Regions from separate parts of the Homo sapiens genome. Here region 2 is linked to region 1. The links are chromatin loops, found by intact Hi-C in ENCODE. Cell type or tissue: Calu3. All regions are shown on one strand.

Region 1 (8,000 bases):
TATTAATATTTTACTGTCTCTGCATTATCACATTATCCATTTTTGTATCCATATATGAATTCCTCTTATTATATTTGTGTACTTCAAAGTAAATTGCAAACATGGTTGCCCTTTCCCCCTAAACACGTTGGCAGTTTGCATATATTTTGGAGGTAATGTTGACAAACTTGACAAATTGGGTGTGGGATATAATGGAAAGAGAGGGATCAAGATTGTTTCTAGGTTTTTGGCCTGAGCAACTCATTAAAGAGAAATGAAGTTGAGGAGGAAAATCACGTGCTTTGTTTTGAACATGTTTACATTGAGAAGCCAATTAAACAACCAGAAAGAGTAGGCAAGTAGGTTTAAAAATACGTAGTTCATCAAAGACATGGGGCCTGGAGTGTCAATGTGGAATTACCAGTTTGTACACAGTGTTTACAGCCTGGAACCAAATGAGATCACCTCGGGCGGTTAGAAGGAAGAGGACGATTGAGCAAATGAGATTGAACAGGACCAGCAAGGTAAAAGGAAAATCAGGAGAGTGGAGTGTCTCCCAGAAGTATAGGGCTGTCACTGGTAGAGGGTCGTGACTGCAAGTTGTCCAGATTCTTGGCATTTTGAACAAAGAATTGGACAAAAGGACCAGCAAAGCAAAGAACGAGTGAGGCAATGAAAGAATAAAGCAGGCATTAATTGAAAACGAAAGAACATTCCATAGTGTGGGAACAGACCTGAGCAGCAGCTCAAGGGCAAGGATACAGGATCTTCTTGGGTTCAAATACCCCCTAGACGTTTCCCATTGGCCACTTCCTGCTCACCTCATGTAAATAAAATGGTAGCCCTCAATCAGTCTGATTGGTTGCAGAAAGCAGCCAACCAGAGGCTGAAGTGAAGTTAAAAAGGTCACATTCCTATGCAAACATCTGATTGGTTGCAAAAAGTAACCAATCAGAGGCTGGGGTGAAGTTACAAAGTTAAACTTCTATGCAAACAAAGGCTCTGCCCGCAATCAGTCTGATTGGTTGTGAACAGCAACAATTCAGAGGCTGGAGTGAAGTTAAAAATTTGCAAAGGGAGACGGGACGGCAACCAGGCTGATTTATTGCAGACAGCCAATTTCCCACCTGCAGGGCAGAAAAGGTGGGGGGTTTGCAGAGTGTAGCCTCTGATCCTTTTGTTACTTAGGTATGGAAAGTTAGGGTTTTCCTTTCAATTTAGTTCTAGGAAGTGGTAGTGAAACAGCCTTAGGTTCCCTGCCTCCAGACCCTATTTTCCTGCCTCAGGACGATGTATTTCAAGGAGAGATTGGTCAAGTGCAGCTGAGATGTTGAGGGAGATGAGAACTGAGATCACCAATCACTGAAGTGGCAAAATGCTAATTGCTAGAACTCAGACAAGTACCTGGCACATAGGAGGTGTTTAATGAGTGAATGAAAGGAGATCTTTGGTGACCTTGATAAGTGGGTTCATTTGGTGAAGTGAGAATGAAAGTCTAATTGGAGAAGTTTCAAGAGAATGATAGGTGAGGAAAGTAGCCATAGTGAGCAGAGACAACTTTCGAAGAATTTTCCTAAAAAGCAGAGCAGGGAAATAGGATAGTACCTAAAGGAGATTTTGGAATCAAGGGAAATTTTTACTTTGGAATGATGAGAAATATTATAGCATGCTCTATGTGGATAGGGATAATCCAATAGAGAGGAGAAAATGAATAATGCAGGAGTTAGTGACAACAGTTGTTGAAGTGATGGCATCCAGGCATGAGTGGAGGGCCTACTGTCAGAAGCACAGTTTGTTTATAGAAACGGAGGAAGATGGGGTATAAGGGAACATATTCAAAATGGCAAGTAGAGTAATTGCATGTTCGTTCTTTTGCCCTTCCAACAATGTGTGTGTGTGTGTGTGTGTGTGTGTATGTGTGTGTAGGTATTTGAGATGGAGTCTTGCTCTCTTGCCCAGGCTGGAATGCAGTGGCATGATCGTAGTTCACTGAAGTCTCAACCTCCCAGGCTCAGGTGATCCTCCCATCTCAGCTTCCTAAGTAGCAGGGACTACAGGTGCATGTCACCACCACTGGCTAATTTTTTAAATTTTTGTAGAAACAGTGTCCTGCTATGTTTCCCAGGCTGGTCTCAAACTCCTGGGCTCAAGCGATTGTCCTGTTTGGCCTCAGTAAATGCTGGGATTACAGGTGTGAGCCACCACACCTGACCAACAATTATTTATTGAGCGCTTATTTGTCCCAAGCATATTCTAAGAAGTGGGGCTTTAACAGTGAAGGAAACAGACAAAAATCTCTGCTCTCATGGAGCTGATATTCTAGCGGTAGGAAGATTGCCCATATATTTTGGTATATCAGATGCTGCCTAGTGTGACGGAGCAAAATAAAGCAGTGAAAAGGATAAGGAACTCTATAGAGGAATAGTTTGCAATTTTAAAACGATAATCAAGAATTTTAAATAGTGGCAGTGGATATTTTCTTCTGATTGCTTCCACTCAGTGAAATAAGAAATGAGGCCAGCAGCAGAGAGTGAGGAGAGGGAGGGGGTTGTGGGGAGTGCTGGAGACTCGAAGAAGGGGAAAAAGGCATGAATTTGCTGCCTCCAAGAGAAGGAGAGGGAATTGTCCAGAGAAATGTGAAAGGGAAAGGGAACATTCAGAGAAGAGGTGGAGGATAAAAGGGGGGTTGCTGATGAGAGACTAAATTTTTGAGGACATATTGAAAGGGTTTGATGATATCAGTGGGATAAGCGGTTGTCCTGGTGATGAGGACTGAACTTCCTGGGATGACTGAGATATGTGAGGTATGATGGATATGTCCTGGTGGTTGCTTAAAGGTGGCAGGAGGTGAATAGTCTGCATTGATTATAATTTATGCTTGAGACTAGTCTCTTAGGAGATTTAAACAGTTGATATAGTCATTGCCCTTGAAGGAGAATAAGGGTGGCTATCTTTTTGGGAACAGAAAGAGCTCTTTGGGGTTTCCTTAAAACCCACTGTGGTCAGTGTCAAGAAGGAGAGCGTGTGAAAGGAGTGGGAACCCATTCATGGCATCACTACACAGGAATCCATAATTTAAGTCTATTCGCAGAAATAAAAATGAAGATTTGTCAATGGTTAACCTGGTCAAAGTAAACAGACAACGAAACAAGACAAAACAAAAATGTTTTGCTGTTCATGTAATACCACATCACCTGGATAGTGCCGACGCACACAAATCTTTTCTCATATTTATTAAAAAGGTGAGATTACCTAGGGATGTAAACCTTTTGCACCTAGTAGAAAAACTAACTCTTTGGGCTACTTGATGCCAATTTACATAGCAAGGGAATGGTTGTCTTTTACCTAATCGGTTTGTGGTCCTGTAGACATATCAATGCTCCTATAAAATTGTATTATCTGTGTTCTTCCTTCACGTAAACAGGCAGTGGGCCTTGTTTTTCTTAATTCATAATAGACTCTCAGGAAATGTTTGCAGAACCACTTGAGAGATTAATTTCTGGGTTGCTCCCAGTGTCCTGGTCTTCTACCCTAACGTCATCTTAAAATTTTATCTTTTTGTGACACCAAGAGAAAGGGGGGAAAAGGTTTGAGTCATATGATATGATGTTAGATAATTTTGTTATGTGATGAAATATCATTTAGTTTAGGCATAGAGTGGCCAAATAAACTTGAGAATGGAGGCAATTATCTGGGTTATTCACGCCGAAAAACAATTTGGCTTGAAGTAGCTATATAATTGTGGAAAAGTGATTTTAAGAAAAGCTTTAATTATCTAGAAAAATATCTTTAATTCTTCAAGTGAAAGTCAGGTATTTGGAGAAAACCACAATCACAGTTTTAACAAATATTTTTGGGGCAGTTGTTTACTTCATAGTTGCACAACTTGCAACATCCTCCACAAGATGGCATGCAAGTTTGTAACATACTGTAGCTGGTAGTCATGCCATTGCTAAATCATTTTGCTGCAAGCAATAAAGTCCAAACAATTGCACAATGAATTATTATTTTCTGTGTTACACACTGCAAATGTATACATTCTGGCAACGTTTTCTATAGGTAAAGATGATTGTTTTACAGAGGTATGTATGTCTCTGAGTGTAAATATTTGAAGGATATACGAAAAGAAATCAAGAATTTAAGTCTTTTCACGCAAGATGAAGATCTGGCATCAGTTAGCATGTTTAAGTCAACACTTTGTTGAAGGCCCAAGACAAAACCAACAAAAAAGTCCTGATGTTCACATTTGAAAAAGAAATTTTTATGAGACTAAGGAAGAAATTATAAGAAAATATTTATTTTTAGGAGGATTTATTTCATTGTTTTAAAGTATTCTTGAAAATATTGCCTGGAACAACTGGAATATAGCATGGCAATTCATGGTGAATATTACTGTGGTTCTTTGTCTTGACTGCAACAATAGAACCAAGTGGGATGCTTTTAATAAAACACAAATGCCAGGGCCCCCTCTCAGACCAATTAAATCAGAATCTCTTGGGGTGGGCCCAGGCATCAGTATTTTTTAAAAGCTCCCTAGGCATTCTGATGGTACCAGAGGCATCAGAGTTCACTGACAGTATTGGGTGCCTTCTCATTTGCTCACCGCAGGCATCACTAACTGAACCTGAGCTCACCTTTTCTCTCAGTACAATGCTCTGGGTAGCCTTTACCAATCAATTCAGAGATGAAATGAAACCCACTTGCTAACAGACTTATCAAAGAATATGGGAGGGACAGAATTAAATGCTACTCACATATAAGGTGATTGATTTCCTAATATGGTAACTAACTCTGCTTTCTAGTATGATTCAGCCAAACAATTATTTCAGCCTTCTCCAACAAAGGAAGTTTTAGAGACTGCAGTGGACAATATCCATGCTCTTCCCATATCCCTTTGGATACCTTTTTGCCATTTTTGTGTGGTGCACCCCATTCTCCACCAATTTCAATGTGCTTCTGCTTCCATCACCCAGAAGAGAGGGCTGCCTTTGGGTGTTTCTTGCAGGTTGAAAAAACAAAAAGTACCTGGGAATTTACATCTCCCTGGAGTAACCCTTAACCACTCAATGAATATGAAAGCCCCATCTCTTTTCCTTGTGTGGGGACAACTCTGAGGCATAACGTGTACTCCTGAGCTTGCCTACAGGGCCAAGCTAAAGCTGCATCTGTGGGACTTTGCAATCACACTTTTGTTTGGCTTCCTTGCCATCTCAATCCCTCTTCCACAGTTTTTCTGAAGCACTTACTAAATAAATTCCACACAAATTTTCATCTTAGGGTCTGTTTCTGGGGAAACCTGAAGATACATATCAAAAACAAAGGCCACTGAGCTGCAAGAGAACCTATACAAACCAAGTGTTAAATCATGCAGTTAATCGTCTAATGGGAAGATGTGAAAGAATGATGAATACTGATCTACTCAGATCCATGAAAGATGTAGGTCTTAAATAGATTACTGCATTGAGGTGCCAAAAAAAAAAAAAAAAAAGAGGTAGATGTGCTATAGCAAGATCCTAGACTTGGCTGCACTATGAAATTATACACCATTTAATAAATATTCGTTCCCAGGTTACACCCCCAAGATTCTGATTTCACTGGTCTCAGGTGTGTTCTGGACGTTGTCCCATTTAAAGCTCTCCAGGTGGTTCTATTGTATAGCCAAGGTTGAAAATCGCCTTAAAAGAACCAGATTCAGAGTACATAAACATTACTTTGGTCAGCCTGTTAGAAATTCACATTCCTGGGCCCACCTACACCAGGTATTAGGATTCAACAATTCTGCATATATTACAAATATTTGTTTTCAGATGTCTTGGCTGCTACCAGGGAAACAGTAAACACCTGGGTAAGTCCACTGAGAAAATCCGGCTAGGTCAGGGATGGCAAATCATACTCCACTTGCATACCCTCTCTTATTGATGGATAGAGGCTCTCAGGAGTGTTGAGAAGGATTCTGAGGCTGGGTCTGGGTTCAGCAAGCAAAGATACTACAGCGAAAACTTGCATAGAGGTGTCTAGCTTTATAGCTGGCTATAAGGACAATGTATTAGAGTGGTTCATAAGGATTTGTGCTAGGAAGGATAATGGCTCTAATAGTCCAGTGGACGTTTACAGGTAAAAAACCATTCCTATTGCTTATAAAGTGGATGTATGAGAGGGATCTAATATACTGTGGAGGAAAGGAAAAAGGATTTCATGTAAAGTGTGAAGTCTCAAGCTTTCAAGGGCAAGCATATGTCCCATTGTACTTCCTTTTTTTTTTTTTTTTTTTTTTTTGAGACAGAGTCTTGCTCTGTCGCCCAGGCTAGAGTGCGGTGGCGCCATCTTGGCTCACTGCAACCTCTGCCCCCAGGGTTCAAGCAATTCTCCTGCCTCAGCCTCCCTAGTAGCTGGGATTACAGGTGTGCACTACCATACCCGGTTAATTTTTGTATTTTTAGTAGAGATGGGTTTTCTCCATGTTGGCCAGGACGGTCTTGAACTCCTGACCTCAGGTGATCCACCCTCCTCAGCCTCCCAAAGTGCTGGGATTACAGGCGTGAGCTACTGCACCCGGCCCCCTGTTGTACTTCTGTTGAAAATGCTCAGGGTGAAGTGATATTCTACTCTACATAGTCCCAAAATGAAGATTCAAAGTTACACTAATGTAATGGATAGGATTATATGTGTATTTATAGTTTGAAACTATTTTCTTAAAAGTGTATCTCTCCTATACAAGGTTTTGTAGATCAACGGTCTTCAACCTTTTTGGCACCAGGGACTGGTTTTGTGGAAGACAATTTTTCCATGAATGGAGGAAGGGGAGATGGTTTTAGGATGAAACTGTTCCACCTCATATCATCAGGCATTAGCTGAAGTCTCATAAAGAGCGTGCAGCCTAGATCCCTTGTATGCGCAGTTCACAATAGGGTTCACACTCCAATGAGAATCTAATGCCCACTGACCTGACAAAAGGCAGAGCTCAGGTGGTAATGCCCGCTCGCCCGCCGCCCATCTTCTGCTGTGAGGCCCAGTTTCTAACAGATGACGTACCAGTACTGGTCTGTGGCCTGGGGGTTGGGGAACCCCTGTTGTAAGTGATCAGTGATTAGCCAATATTTGTGCTTCAAAAGAATCATAAAATATTTTTCTATTAGGAAAAAAAAATCAGCCCAGATCATACTTCAGTACTAATACCCCTCAAGAAAATGTTACTCTGGGTCGATCAACCGAACTAGACATAGTATATCAGCAGAAGAGCACGGATTCTAAGGTTAGTAGCTTAGGTTAAAATTTGGGCTTTGTTAGTTTCTAGCTTTGTGACCCTGGGCAAGTCTCCTAACCTTTCTGTACCTCAGTTTTTTTTGTTTTTTTTTTTTAAATTGTAATAGGGTTAATAATAGGATCTTCCTCCGGGCTGTTATGAGGATTAAATGAGGTTAAAGAAAGAAAGAACGACTGTGTCTTATTTTGTTTCCTGGTTTACCCCTCTCTGTTGGCCCTTCCAATGTTGCAAGTTCTCAGGGCTCCATTTTAGACCATTCTTCTCTTGCCTTGTCCTCCCCTTCTGTCCCCTTCCTGTCCTTTCTTTCCTTATCCTTCCTCATCTTCCTCTGTAAACAGTGACACTGAGTTGCTCCGTAACAACGTTTTCACCCACCTAGATTCTTTAATCCCCTCTCAAAATGTTTTTAAAACAAGTTTAAAAATAGAAAGACATATTGTATTTCTCCCAGGAATGTAGTCTTCCATGAGACCAGCAGAATAACATAATGGCTCTGGAGTCAGAAAGACTTGGGTTTGAATTTCAGCCTAACCACTCACTAGTTATGTATTCTTGGATCACTTCCTTAACATTTGCAAGCCTCAGTTTCCTCACCTGTAAGATGGGCTAGCATTATCTCAAGGGTTAAATGAATTCATTAAGGAACAACCTGAGCACAGGGTCAGAGTAACTGATAGCTATCACTGTTGTTATTTTTATTATCAATGATGCTAAGAACCCAGAAGAATCCAGCCATGGTTTCTATGTCCCTGCTCTT
Region 2 (8,000 bases), 130 kb after region 1:
TGCCTGATTGTGGAACTTAGCAAGTGACTGGAACAAAATGGGAATCAAAGCCGGAAAACTATGTCTCCTGTTTCTCCTCCCCTTTTGGCACCTCTTTGCTTCTGCCAGGATTCTGACTCTGAAATTGATTGCCTCAATGATCCTGGACCATCATTTAGCTACTGTAATCCTCAGTTCCTGCAGTTGGAAAGGGGGAACATTATTACTCCCATGTAAAGATAGAGTAAGATGGCATCTCTGAAAGCCAGGGTTGATGAAGGCTTGTGCCTCTGGCTGTTGCCCAGTGCCCGCTCTGGGGACCTTGAGTGCCCATTGCCATATGCTGAGCTACCCTACTGGGGCCTGCTGTCCTCAAGTGAGGTCCTACATGAATAAAAATCTTTGTGAGAGTCTACCTTAAAGGTTCAGGCGTTGACTATATGTGTGTATGTAATTTATATTCAGGAATACAGGAGGTGGTCATGGGAGTCGGTGTGGGTCTCTGGGATATGACTACTTTTACATCATAATCCCAAGGAATTGTTGGTTAAATTGTGTTCAGAGATTACAAGAATACTGGGTTTTATTTTTTTGTTAAGTCAGATTTATTTAGGTATAATTGACATACAGTACAATTCACTCTTTTCAGTGTGCAGTTCTATGAGTTTGACAAATGCATGCAATCTTGTAGCCACCACCTCACAATCAAAATGGAGACCATTTCCAGCCCCCTTAAAAGTCCCCTTGGCCAGACTTGGTGGCTCAAGCCTGTAATCCCAGCACTTTGGGAGGCTGTGGGCGGATCACCTGAGGTCAGGAGTTCGAGACCAGCCTGGCCGACATGGCGAAACCCCGTCTCCACTAAAAATACAAAAAAAATTAGCCTGGCATCGTGGCACACGCCTGTAATCCCAGCTACTCAGGAGGCTGAGGCAGGAGAATCACTTGAACCTGGGAGATCGAGGTTGCAGTAAGCTGAGATCGTGCCATTGCACTCCAGCCTGGGCAACAAGAGCAAAACTCTGTCTCAAAATAAAATAAAATAAAATAAAATAAAATAAAATAAAAAACTCCCCTTGTGCCATTTGTGGACAGCCCCATTTCCCACCCATATCCCTGGCATCCATGGACCAATTTTTTTTTTTTTGCTTTTTATAGAATGTCAGTAAAGCTTTTCTGACCTTTGAACTCCGATCAGGTGATAATCTCTTTTAGCATCCTATAGCCCTTATTTCAATTCTAATTATACTGTGTATGCAATTATTTAAAAATTGTTCAATGTCTATCTCTTCTGCTAGACTTCTGCAAACATGTCTGAAGGAAGGAATTGCCTGGCCAATTCATTACTGTATCCTCAGCAGTTCCATCAAGTAGATGCTCAACAAATGTTTAGTGAATAAATGAGTGACTCAATGACTATAAGTAGAGTGCTCTAGGTCGCTACTGACTCAGCAAAAGCCATTTATTATTCAGTGGTATCAAATCTATCCTATTGTAAAGCACACAGAGACCTTATCATTCAAACATTCTTGAAGTGTATGGGTAAATATTTGGAGTTACATTGGATCTGAATACCAGCAATCAGAACCATCCTAGGCAATTTCAGATGCATGATAGATATATTCAATTAATCAAAAATAAGATGGAAACATTTTAATAACACTGTCTTTTGCCATTATTTTATACAGCATATTTAAAACTGTTCATTTCATAATTTTTACATTCCGTATATTTTGTAGCAGATCTGACATGACAGTGATGCTTAAGAGCAAGATCATGAAGTCTTCAAAATCTAGCTTATTTTCTGTGTGCTCATCAAGTTCAGAAAGGATCTCTCTGTATTTTGGCTTGGTTTCTTGTCCCTGTGAGAATGGAGAAATAAAAACCGAATTCGTTGTATAGACTTTAGGTTTACAGATCATAAACAATAATGTCTTAGTCTGTTTAGTGTTGCTGTAATAGAATACCTGAGACTGAGTGATTTATAAAGAAAAAAGAAAAATTTGGCTTACAATTCTGATGGCTGGAAAGTTCAAGATCAGGCATCTGCATGTGGTGAGGACCTCAGGCTGCTTCCACTCATGGTAGAAGGTGAAGGGGAGCTGGTGTATGAACAGATCACACAGCAAGAGAGGGGGCAAGAGGAGGAGGGAGGGTTCCAGGCTCTTTTAAACAACCAGCTCTTGTGGTAACTAACAGAGTGAGAACTCACTCACCACCCCCAAGGCAGGGCATTCATTTATTCAAGAAAGCTCTGTCCCCATGACTTCAAACACCTCCCATAAGGCCCCACCTCCAACATTGGAGATCAAATTTCAACATGGAGTTTGGAGGGGACAAACATCCAAATCATAGTAAATAATAAACATGTTATTAACAATAATAACACATCAAGTTGCCAACAATGCTACCAGTAAAACACCATGTGAAATCTTTTTATGTGTTATCTCCTCTAATCATCATAGTGACCTTATTGAATATATACCACTATTATCCTCATCCTACAGATGCAGTATCAGAGACAGGTGATAATTAAGAGACTTGCGCCAAGCTGGAAGATTTTGGTGTGGAGCCAGGGTTTGTAGCCCATCTACCTCTTGACAGCCCATACTCTTAACTGCTAAGCTATTCTGCCTTTTTTTGAACACACATATTATGTTTTTAAATTTTCAAAATACAATCTTTGTGTTAGGGAAGGTATCTTCTATGGGTTCGTTATCTAAGACTTAAGATTATCCAGAAATATAGAATATAATATGCTAAAAGAAAATACATGCTTTGAAAGATTATTTAGCTTTAGTTTGATTATAAATCAAACTATGTTCACAGTGTTCATAAATAGTCAGATTGAAGGAAAGCATCTTAATAGTATATAAATGGAGAGACTTTTTAATTTCAAATCACAGCTTGTGAAATATCTTCCCCAGTGACAATAAAAATGTTAAAGTCATTTGATTCACCATTATATTGAACCATATTTGCATTTAGTTTGTTCCCAAATGCTCACCCATGTGCTAGGTGTACAAAGCCATCACAGCAATGACTAAGGCACTTTGGGAATGATGCTACATTCCTCTTATAGGCTGTTTCTCCTCAAGAGGTCACCATCACCCTATCCATGAGGGCCAAGGGGAGCTCTCTACTCTCTCCCTCCAGGAGAGCTGAGTGTTATTTAGAAAGGGTCAGATTCCAAGACACAGGTAGACAGGACCACTTTACTAGCAGAATGGCACACTGTTTGCTCAGAGGTATGAGATAGGTATTGGTCTTCTTTTATTTCCTGCATATTTTAAGAGCACACCATTTTCTGAGGTCCAGTCCTCCTGGGGCATGACCTGTCACCTTTTTGTATCTTCCCAGTAGTGCCTTTAGGTGCTTTTTAAAATTCTATCTGACTGGCTATAAGGTGCTAAGATCCCCAAAACCATGTTTAGCCTTATGGGAAAGGCAATGTTCCCCTTAGAACTCAGGCCTTCGCCAAAAGAACCAGCTCAGTTTATCAGGGGACGCAACATGGGGATTGAGGAGAAAGCCCAGTTAGGAATGAAGTGGGCTCCTGAGCTTTGCCATTGACTCACGTGAATGCACCTGCCCTAGGGGGTCTCATGGGGCAGGGCGGTTGGGCCAAGGCAGCATTCTGACAGACATTGCAGAGAATGCCTTGGAATGAACTGTCCCCTCAAGTCCCTGAAATATGGCTCTGCTTTCATCTTGAGCAGAGGGCAAGATTACACTGAGGCCTGGGTGTGCCTGCTGCTAGAGAGATCCAGAAATTGGCTGTACTTCTAGGGTTTAGCCTACACTGAGAGACATGAGGCTGAAGGTGTCTTTCCTAAGGACCGGTTTTTAATTCTTTTCCCCTGGTGTTCTGAGAGGGATGATGAGTTACATCAAGATGGTGCATCCATTAGTTCTTCATTTTCATATGTGTTAAAAGCTTGCTGAGCATTTGCCAGGTTACCAGGTAATGAGCCCCCTTTCTGTCTGGCATATGGGCCCCATTTCTTTTGGCCTTGGATGTGGGCAAATGGTATAGGATTTATTTACCCATCCTTTCCTTAGACTCCCCAAAACTTGTTATCTCTTGATAAATTCTGCCTGATATTTCTGCCTGAAAAAGTAGCTTTCCAAAAAAAAAAAATCAGAAAAATACATGTTTAATATAGAACATTTAGAAAAAGTAAATTTAAAAAAAGGACTGTGACTGTAACCCTTTACCCCATTACTCAAAATAGCTAACCCTTATTAACATTTACTTCCGTTCATTTATCTGTGTATTACACTATATTCTCCCTTTCTCTTTTGAAATAATCACCCACTCACAGAAAGTTGTACCCTTGACTTAGCTCCCCCCAGTGGGTGACATCTTATATAACTGTAGTGCACTGAAACCATATATAGGTGTTTATGTATGTGTATGTGTGCATATATAGAGAGAATAATATCTTTTCAATATTTCAGAACAGATACAGGGACTTGGAGACTGCCTCTATGTGCTTTCTTGCTCTACCCATCAATAAATATTGATAGTTTAAGCTGATATGAGGCCCTCTTTTCCTCTTACACATTTTCCCTAGGCTGGTATTTTCCAAAGTATGAATATATACTGCCGATAGAATGTAATGCCATTTTAGGTGATGCAAGAATAAATATTAAACACTAAATAAGAATTGATAGTCGTCTATTTTTTCACTATTATTTTTTACTCTAATCCACTGAATTTACAATAAGAATAATGATACGGTGTCCTTATAAAAATTTACTTAAGTAGAGAGAAAACATAAAGGAAAAGTTCTAAGCAACACAGGCTATAGGCAGTTGTGGGAAAAATACTAAATATGGTATTCAATGACTGAAATTCGAGAAATATACCCTTAGGTGAGTAAGGTAGTAACCTTTAGGCCAGTGACTGATTATATACTGCTGACTCTCATTTCCATATTTTGAACACAGATCTCTATTCTCACCTTTGAACTCATCTGTCCTGTTGCTAAGTCTTCCTCTTAAATATTTCATGGACATCTAAACACTGACACAACCTAATGAAACTCGCCATCTCCTCCCTACCTCCATCCCACCTCAAACCTGCTTATTCTTTAGCCTTTTTCTTCTCTAGGAGTGGGAACACCACCATTCCTTTTGTAAGTCAGAAATTGGGTTGTCATCATTTTCTTTCCTATCCTTCAACTCTCACAGTCAATCAATTGTCAGATCTTGTTCATTCCACCTTCTAAACGTCTCTTCTATTTGTTTGTTTATCTCCATCTTCACCGCCGTAGTCTAAGCCATCACCATCTTTCTCTTGAATTGCCTCCCCACAGCTAGTTATTCCCTTTTTTCCTATTCCACCCCCAACCCTAGTCTGTTCTCTGTACTGCAGCTGGTGTAATTTCTTAGGCCTGGACGTAGACATAGTTCCTGGCTTCCTCTTGCTATCAGGCTATGCTTCTGTAAGATTTGGCTTCTCCTCGCCTCCCCAGCCTCATCTCTAACCACTTCCCAGCTACCGTCCCATCCCTTCTCACCAACTGGCCCTCCAGATCTCTGCTTGGAACGCCATCATTCTCACTCCCCCTTGCCTAGCTACCTCCTGCTTATTCTTCAGATCTCAGCTATACCTTAGTTTTCCAGGAGCCCATCTTTGATTACCTGCCCCAAGATAGTTCCTCTGTTTTACTCTCACTGAATGCTCTACTCTTTCACATCCTTTGACTATTTTTAATTACTTTTTTAGTGTATTTCTTTCTTCTGCTGGGGATTGCTGTCTTCACTGCATCAACTCCAGTGCAGCTCACTGCCTGGCATAAGGTAGGTGTTCAATAAACATTTGTTACGTGAGACAACATGACAGGGACCTGGAGCTGGAGTTATTTGCTCATTGGGTCAGCCATGAGGGTGTAGTTTCTGTTTCTTTATGCAAGTTAATTCTCTCACCTCTGCGAAATTCCTAAATTGGGTTTGCAGCAGATCTTTGGCAATAGCTTTTTCAAGTTTACCATCAGAGTCAGAAGAATTTCTGAAAATCAGAGCAGTGGTGGCAATAGCTTTTTCCAGATCTGAGCACTTCCTCAGAGCTAGGAGAGAAGAAATGTGGAATAAAGTATCCTGAGTTAGAAATAACCCTTCCCCAGACCTGCTGTTGTGTCTTCCAAGGGAACTGTAGGGAACCTTCTAAATCTTGGCCCTTTGCCTCCTATCTGGGAGAAGGATGTGGGAGTTTCCAATCCTGCATCTTTAAACAACCGAGAACAAAGGTCCCTTAATAGCAATTAGAATTAGTAGAGTTAGATATGAGATTTACCACTTGCTTGCCATGTGACCTTAGAAAAGTCTCTCACCTCTCTAAGCTTTGGTTTTCTGATCTGTAATTTCATTCAGTTATTCAACAAATATTGATAGAGCATGTACTATGGACGAGGCTCAGTCCTTGATATTAGGAATCACCGAATAAAATGAAGTCCTACTCTTGTGGAATTTATATTCTGTGTCAGACACAGCATCACTTCGTGTCAGTATGAGAAAGGAGAATGACTTTCAGGAAAAGCTCTTTGCTATAATGATGAATAAGGGTTCTCTTTGACTCGTGGCCTAAAACAGAGTGATCTCCCAGCTGGTTTCTCTCAGGTAAGCTTCTTGATAGGGCAATGCTAATTCGTTTCTTTCCACTGTGCTGCTGTGAACACAGGGAAATGTACAAGTTACCATGAAGAAAATTCGTATGCTTTGTGTTCTTTTAGTCACCAATACATCCCCTAGTGTAGAACTTATCACCCTTTACAGATATTACATGTTTACCTGTCCTTTCCTCAACTAGAAAGCAGTCTCCATGGGCCAGGGATCAGACCTTTTTTCTTAAAATCACTGTATTCCCAGTGACAGTACAAATGTCTGCTACATTGTAGGTGCTAATAAATGCTGTTAAATGAATGAATCTGAAGAAAATAAGAACAAAATGTCCCAGCTTTCAGTCCAGGTAATGTGCAACAATGACAGTTTCAAAGAATGATGTTCAGTCCGAATAACATGATTTTCATATTGAGTGCTTACTAAGTGCCTGTTACTTCCCAGAATACAGAGCGGACAAGACCAGATGTGGGGCCAGGCACTGGATCTCATGCCTGTAATCCCAGCACTTTGGAAGGCCGAGATGGGATGATTGCTAGAGGCCAGGAGTTTGAGACCAGCCTGGTCAACATAGCAAGACCCTTGTCCCTATTTTTTTTTTAATTAAAAAACCTCAGATGTGGTTTCTGCTCTCATAGATCTTACGATCTAGCAAAGAAATCAATAATAATCAAGAGTATGTATATGTATACACATGTATTTATTTTTTCTGTTATTGTATGTTATTTGTCCACTTATATATATTTTACATATATATATATATATATATATATTTACAACTTGTGATGTATGAGGCAAGGAAGGTACAGAGACAGGAAAAAAATTACAGAGTGGGTCTGGGAGGAAAACTACTTAGATGGGTGGTCTGGAAGGCCTCCGTGAGTAGATTAATATTTAAGCTAAGATTACTAGGATGAGGAGGAGCCAGCCACGAAAAGGGTGAGGTTCAGGGTGAGATTAGGAATTTGCTGAATGTTCCAGGCTTGGGAAGCTGGATACGTGAAGTCTCAGGTCAGAAGAAATCTGACATATTTGGCAGATTTCTGAAAGAAGACAGTTGTGAGTAGAGTCTAGGGGCTGGAAGGGTGTTTGTAGGCAAAAGCTAGATCATGCAGGACTTGTAGGCCGTGTAAAGGAATCAGGATTTTCTTCAAAGTGGAAAGAGAAGGCATCAAAGCATTTTGAGCAACTAATTTTTCAGTTAAAGGTGAGGAGGATGGACAAGAGTGAAGACAAGTGGGTGAAAGGAGGAAGTGTGTGGGCCTTCTCAGTTTTTATTGTATCTCTGAGCAGTGCCCAGGCTATATATTTGGTTAAATAAAGTTCACATTGCTAAGATGTCGCAAAGAAAGTATATGAAATCTTTGACTTCAAAGTCCATAGAAAGATTAGCCACT

What was found. A loop is a pair of places that touch in the nucleus more often than their neighbours do. Peaks named below come from ENCODE experiments on the same cell type or tissue, not always from the same donor. Only the 100,000 strongest peaks of a DNase experiment are listed, where the experiment ranks them.
Region 2: a loop joins it to region 1, with 3 times the contacts of the local background. A loop is called at or near these places in 4 of 110 quality-filtered maps.

The regions. Positions count from the first base shown.
Region 1 is chr3:63,788,066-63,796,065 of GRCh38, reverse strand. It overlaps the pseudogene CDHR18P and a transcript of C3orf49 not described here. Among named protein-coding and RNA genes, the nearest start is that of C3orf49, 27 kb to the left of the region's middle. In Calu3, a CTCF peak has its summit at 3,856 (motif pointing right); no DNase peak of the experiment used is centred here.
Region 2 is chr3:63,657,778-63,665,777 of GRCh38, reverse strand. SNTN (sentan, cilia apical structure protein) reads right to left here. Exons shown (of 4, transcript NM_001080537.2): 3 at 5,914-6,053; 4 at 566-1,841. The coding sequence ends at 1,683. Among named protein-coding and RNA genes, the nearest start is that of SNTN, 9.1 kb to the right of the region's middle. In Calu3, no CTCF peak of the experiment used is centred here; DNase peaks (open chromatin) are centred at 3,087 and 4,337.